2 separate regions of the Homo sapiens genome follow, and region 2 is linked to region 1. Evidence: read pairs that join two places in POLR2A ChIA-PET (ENCODE). Cell type or tissue: Panc1. All regions are shown on one strand. Each heading gives the region's core, and the rest is flanking DNA. Links, peaks and the distances in the headings are about the cores only. Region 1 has its middle 27 kb from the start of OR2K2. Region 2 overlaps ECPAS (Ecm29 proteasome adaptor and scaffold).

What was found. Peaks named below come from ENCODE experiments on the same cell type or tissue, not always from the same donor. Only the 100,000 strongest peaks of a DNase experiment are listed, where the experiment ranks them.
Region 2: POLR2A ChIA-PET joins it to region 1 with 11 read pairs; 4 of 35 experiments call an interaction of 5 or more read pairs at or near these places.

Annotation. Positions count from the first base shown.
Region 1 is chr9:111,355,346-111,358,266 of GRCh38, reverse strand. No RefSeq gene overlaps it. Among named protein-coding and RNA genes, the nearest start is that of OR2K2, 27 kb to the right of the region's middle. In Panc1, for the core only: no CTCF peak of the experiment used is centred there; a DNase peak (open chromatin) is centred at 1,496; H3K4me3 peaks cover 663 bases; H3K27ac peaks cover 967 bases.
Region 2 is chr9:111,431,819-111,434,739 of GRCh38, reverse strand. ECPAS (Ecm29 proteasome adaptor and scaffold) reads left to right here. Exons shown (of 50, transcript NM_001364929.1): 8 at 1,368-1,507. Among named protein-coding and RNA genes, the nearest start is that of ECPAS, 51 kb to the left of the region's middle. In Panc1, for the core only: no CTCF peak of the experiment used is centred there; no DNase peak of the experiment used is centred there.

The DNA.
Region 1 (2,921 bases), core at 99-2,598:
GAGTAGCTGGGATTACAGGTGCCTGCCAACATACCCAGCTAATTTTTGCATTTTAGTAGAGATGGGGTTTCACCTCATTGGCCAGGCTGGTCTCAAACTCCTGGCCTCAGGTGATCCATGTGCCTCAGCCTCCCACAGTGTTGGGATTACAGGTGGGAGCCAGGGAGCTAGAGTAACTTTTTTTTTAAGTGAACCATAATGCTACAAAAGTTGGAAACAGCCTTTCAAACGATAGTTTCTCAAAGTTTTAAGTGTTTACCTTTAAAAATGATACATTTCTTTTACATTCAAGTAGTATTGAAAAAACCTTTATGAAAAAGATAAAGGACAGTGAGAAAACAGGTAATAGGAACATCTGTGTTTGTTTGGGTATTCTTGAAAAGAGTACTCTTAAGACCAATGTTGGGTATTAGTGGTTAGATGTATAATTCTTTTACGCTACTTTTGATTCCAGAACAGTCTTCAAATACAATATCTTTTCTGAACATCAGTATTTTTGAGTATTTATTTTATTTTAGCACTGTAAAGATGCCCCAGTGTTTCTTGGCCTTCAGGGTTTCCATTATGATTTCTGAGGTTCTCAGAGCAAATTGTTGCTCTCTAGATGTGGTGTGTAGTTTTTTTCTGTCTGCTTTCATGATTTTTCCTATTTTTGGATTTCAGCACTTTGACTATGATGTACCTAGGTGTGCTTTTCTTCATATTTATCCTCAAGTTTTGCTTCGATTTTTGAATTTCTAAATGTGTGAATTTTACTGAATTGTGAATTTTGTTTTGTTTTGGCCATTTACCCACATGTTTTTTTCCCTGTGCCATCCTCTCTCCTCTCTTTCTAGAACTCTAGTTAAACATATGTTAGATCTTTTGATATTGTTCCACAGGTCTTAGTCATTTTTTAAAAATTCGCTTTAAATTTATTGACTCTACCATGTCTATTCTGATATTAAAGCCCATCTAGTGAGTCTTTATTTCAGATATTTTAATTTTCCATTCTAAGGTTTCCATTTGTTCTTTTTAAAATTTTCAATTTCTAATCTTTCTCACATTTTAAAAAACATCATGAAGCATAATTATAGTTGCTTTTGAGTTCTTATTTGATACTTACACATCTGGATCATCTTGGCTTTGGTCTTTTTTGATTGCCTCCCCCAGGCCTCCAACATCATTTCCTGGTTCTTTGTATATCCGGTATTTTGGGACTGTAACCCAACATTCTTAGACATTGTGCATGTTATGTCGTGGAGACTCTGGACTGTTCCTCCAAAGAGCTGCTTTTCAATTTGAGCAGGCAGTGAACATGGTTAAACTCAAACTGCCAACTATCTCCCCTTTGGTAGGTGGCTCAGATCTCAGTTCAGCTCTTTTTTTTTTTTTTTTTTTTTTGGCTGAGCTTTTTGCAGTCTGCCGTGAACGTAAGTGATTCAGAGATTAGTCACAGACTTGGGCAGAGTTACACACAGAAACTTGGGTTCTTCTTCTCTGCTGTTTTATATCCAGGATTTTCCCCTTACTTTGTAGTGGGCTCTGCCTGCCTCAGGCTGGAGAGAGGGTGATTTTCAGTGGGAGCTTCCACCGTTCTGTGCCACGCTGACTGTGCTTTACCCTAAGGACAAAGCCACAAAGCCCCAAAACTCACCCCCTGCCGGCCCCTTCCATGTTTTGGCTCTCCGCCGAAATCTACCCGACTCCGACTCTAGAGCCTTAAGAAAATTGTTTGGGTTTTTTTTGTTTTGTTTTGTTTTGAATGCAGTGTTTATAGTTTCTATATGCAAGGCAGTCTTCTGGGAAGTTACTCCACCATACTGGACATAGAGTTTGAGAATATTTGTTGTTTTTAAAAAGCTATACAAAGCTAAACGTACCCTTACCATTGGATTGTGCTCATTGGTATTTATGCAGGCAAATTGAAAACTTGTGTCGATGCAAAATCTGCACGTGGATATTTATAGCAGCTTTATCCATAATTGCCAAAAATTGGAAGCGACCAAGATGTCCTTCAGTAGGTGAATGGTAAAGTATAAAATAAACTGATATATCCAGAAAATGGAATATTATTCAGTGCTAAAAAGAGCTATCAAGCCATTAAAAACATGGAGAAAACATACGTTTATATTAGTGAAAGAAGTCAATCTGAAAAGGTTACATCCTGTATGGTTCCAACTATATGACATTCTGGAAAAGGCAAAGCTGTGGAGACCGTAAAAAGATCTGTGATTGACAGGAGTTGGGGGAAGGGAAGGGTGAATAAATAGAGCAGAGAGGATTTCTAAGGCAGTGAAAATACTCCGTATAATACTACGGTTGTGAATATATGTCGTCGTACATTTGCCCAAACCTATAGAATGTACACCACCAGGAGTGAGCCCGAAGGCGAACTATGAACTTCAGGTGATAACTGTATGTCAATGTAAGTTCATCAGTTGCAACCAACTTACCACTATGGTACAAGATGTTGACAGTGGGCAAGGTTGTGCATGTGTGAGGGTAGGGGGCATATGAGAACTCTGTACCTTCCTCTCAATCTTGCTTTGAACCTGAAACTTCTCTAAAAAGTAATGCCTGTTTGAATTATGTTTTAGATAAATCTTAAAAAAACAAGGTTTTTTTTTTTTGAGGCAGAGTCTCGCTCTGTTGCCCAGGCTGGAGTGCAGTGGTGCCATCTCAGCTCATTGCAACCTACGCCTCCTGGGTTCAAGCGATTCTTCTGCCTCAGCCTCCCGAGTAGCTGGGATTACAGGTGCCCATCACCACATCCAGCTAATTTTTTGTATTTTTAGTAGAGATGGGGTTTCACCATGTTGGCCAGGCTGATCTCGAACTCCTGACCTCAGGTGATCCACCCGTCTCGGCCTCCCTAAGTGTTGGGATTAAGGCCTGAACCACTTTTTTTTGTTTGTTTGTTTGTTTTGTTTTTGAGACAG
Region 2 (2,921 bases), core at 327-2,826, 76 kb before region 1:
TGTGTGCCTGTAGCCCCAGCTGCTGGGGAGGCTGAGGCACGAGAATTGCTTGAACCCAGGAGGCAGAGGTTGCAGTGAGCCAAGATTGCACCACTGCACTCCAGCCTGGGCGACAGAGGGAGACTCTGTCTCAAAAAAAAAAAAAAAAAAAAAAGTTAACTGGAATCCTGTCACACTAGTTTGTCATCTGTCTACAGTTTTGCTCTGTGCATGTGTGTGTGTTCACCGTTTTAAACAATACATTTCTACTTGTCATGTAATACATTATTTGTAGTTTGCTTTTTATGTTGAATAATATTTTGGATTTTTAAAAAAGTAATTCTTTTTAATGTTTGTTTACAATTATATGTGATATGTTTTAACCAGTCTCCTATTGATGGACATCTGTATCATTTTCAGTTTTCTTTACACATTTTTTGTTTAGTTTATATCTTTGTGTACTTGACTTCCATGTGTCCTTTTTGTGGCTGTACAAATGTTTGAATCTTTTCTGTTGTAGCTGTTGTTAAAAGTAAGTTGTATCGAGCAGGGGAGGGAAGGCAGGCCCTTTTTTGATCTGTTATGCTTTTTTAAGTTGCATTTTTTTCTCATTTAATAATTGTAAACTTTATTAATCCTAGTATATGTAAAAACTGTTATGTGACTGATTTTTTAAGATGAAAATGAAACTTTATTTTTTCAGGTGTATTTATCCTAAATAGAGTCATTTGTAGTGAAATTCATAGCATCTTCACATTGCATGAAGTTCTAAGCAGAATCTCTCTAGTCTGTTTCATTTCAGCCAGTCAATTAAATTGAAAACTGTTTGATTAGAATTTCACTTGCATTGAGTAGCTAACATTTGAAGTCATATCCTTTGTATGTAAGCAATAGAGTGAAACTCCATGGAATGTGAGTTGTTTAGTTCTTTTTTGAACTGTCAGAAAAATCCATGGAGCACTATATTCCTAGTGTACCACCCTCTTATCTGGAGGCCCCAAATTTGGACTTCAAGACTTCATCACTCTAGAGAGGCTGTGTAACCTCACTAGGGAGGCTGTGTATCATAATAATTTTGGAGTCAGAGAGGCTTGGGTTTGAATCCTGCCATCGTCGTTTACCAGTGTCTTAATCTTTTAAGCCTTGCCTCGGTATTTTTAGCTAAAAAATGGGTATAATGATTGATTTATTATTGTGAGGATTAAGTGAAATTATGAATATATGTGCTTTAGTACAGTCCCCGGCACATTGTAAGCCTAAGTAGGAGCTGCTACTGTTGTTACTGCTCATCTTTGGCTTGTGACCACACTGATATGTTAAGCAGTACTTTCAGTGGGTGTCCTTTGCTCCCCTGACTGTTCTTTCTCCTTCCCTTCATTTATCTACAGTGCAAATTGGGAATCGTGAAATTCATAGAAGCTGAACAGGTGCCTGAACTTGAAGCTGTTCTCCACTTGGTGATTGCCTCTAGTGATACACGCCACAGTGTGGCAACGGCAGCAGACCTGGAATTGAAAAGCAAACAGAGGTAACTACTTCCCTGTAAACTTTCAAGATTGAAAGGACTACATTTCTAAAAACTTACTTGACACATTTTTTGTTTAAGGATTTTTTGTAATGAGGCATTCAACTTAGAGGAGATTATTAAATATACCTAGTTTGTAATCAAGTTTGCTAAAGAGTTGAATTCTGTGTAAGACAGAGAAGAAAATCTGTGTGGAGATGCTGTTTATAGCTGCAATAGGTTAGGAATGTCATCACAATCAATGAGACTTTTGGCTAGGTAGATGAACTTAAAGAATTGATGTTAAGAAAAGTGTCAGTTCCAAGAAACTAATTTTTATTTTTTTCTGTGTCTCAAACCATTCGAGATTACTTTTAATAAAGACTATGTATGTATTATGGTTAATACAGTGAAAATTACATTCATGAAAAGAGTTGCTGAATAGATTCTAATTCACACACGAGGAGATACAGATAGGAAATAGACTTATAGAAAATATTCTGTATAAGAAATAAAGTCAATGAAAAATAAATGAATGAAGTCAATGAAAAATAAATGAATGGGATACCAGTAGCAGTGGTTAAACCCATTTACGTTTCTATTGAAACTGCGATTTTTATTTTTATTTATATATTTATTTTTTGAGACAGGGTCTCTCTCTGTTGCCCAGGCAGGAGTGCAGTGGCACGATCTCAGCTCACTGCAACCTCCACCTACCAGGTTCAAGCGATTCTCATGCCTCAGCCTCCCAAGTAGCTGGGACTACAGGTGCTGGCCACCATGCCTGCCTAATTTTTGTATTTTTGGTAGAAATGGGATTTCACCATGTTGCCCAGGCTGCTCTCGAACTCCTGAGCTCAGGTGATCCACGCAGCTTGGCCTCCCAAAGTGCTGGGATTACAGGCGTGAGCCACCACGCCTGGCCAAAACTGCTATTTTTATACCCTGTTGATTGGCATTATAAATTGAAATGAAGTTTTGGAAAGCAGTTTGCAATAAGTAATGAATCATAAAGATATTTCTATCCTTTTATCTCAATATTCTGGGAATTTATCCTAAGGAAATTATTCAAAAGCAGAAAGAGATTTAGAAAAATTTTATAGATTTGTTCATTATATCATTTTCTATCATTGTTAAAATATGAAAACAAATTCAGTTTTCCATAATGGGGATATAGTTAAGTAAATTACTGTATGTATCTTTATGGAATATTATATATTTGCCAAAATATGAATGAAGTTAATTACTACTAAGTTTTTAGTTTGTTTTACTAAAGTGTTTGTTTTGTCTGAAATCTCTAAACCACAAGTATTATGAAAGAAAAGCAACGGCGGAGCTTGAGGATTAGTTAGTAGCAATCAGCTGAGGAAAGATGTAGGTGAATCATATCTAAAACAGAATTGTAGAATGCCTCTGAGGATAGCGGAATTGTGGCTAT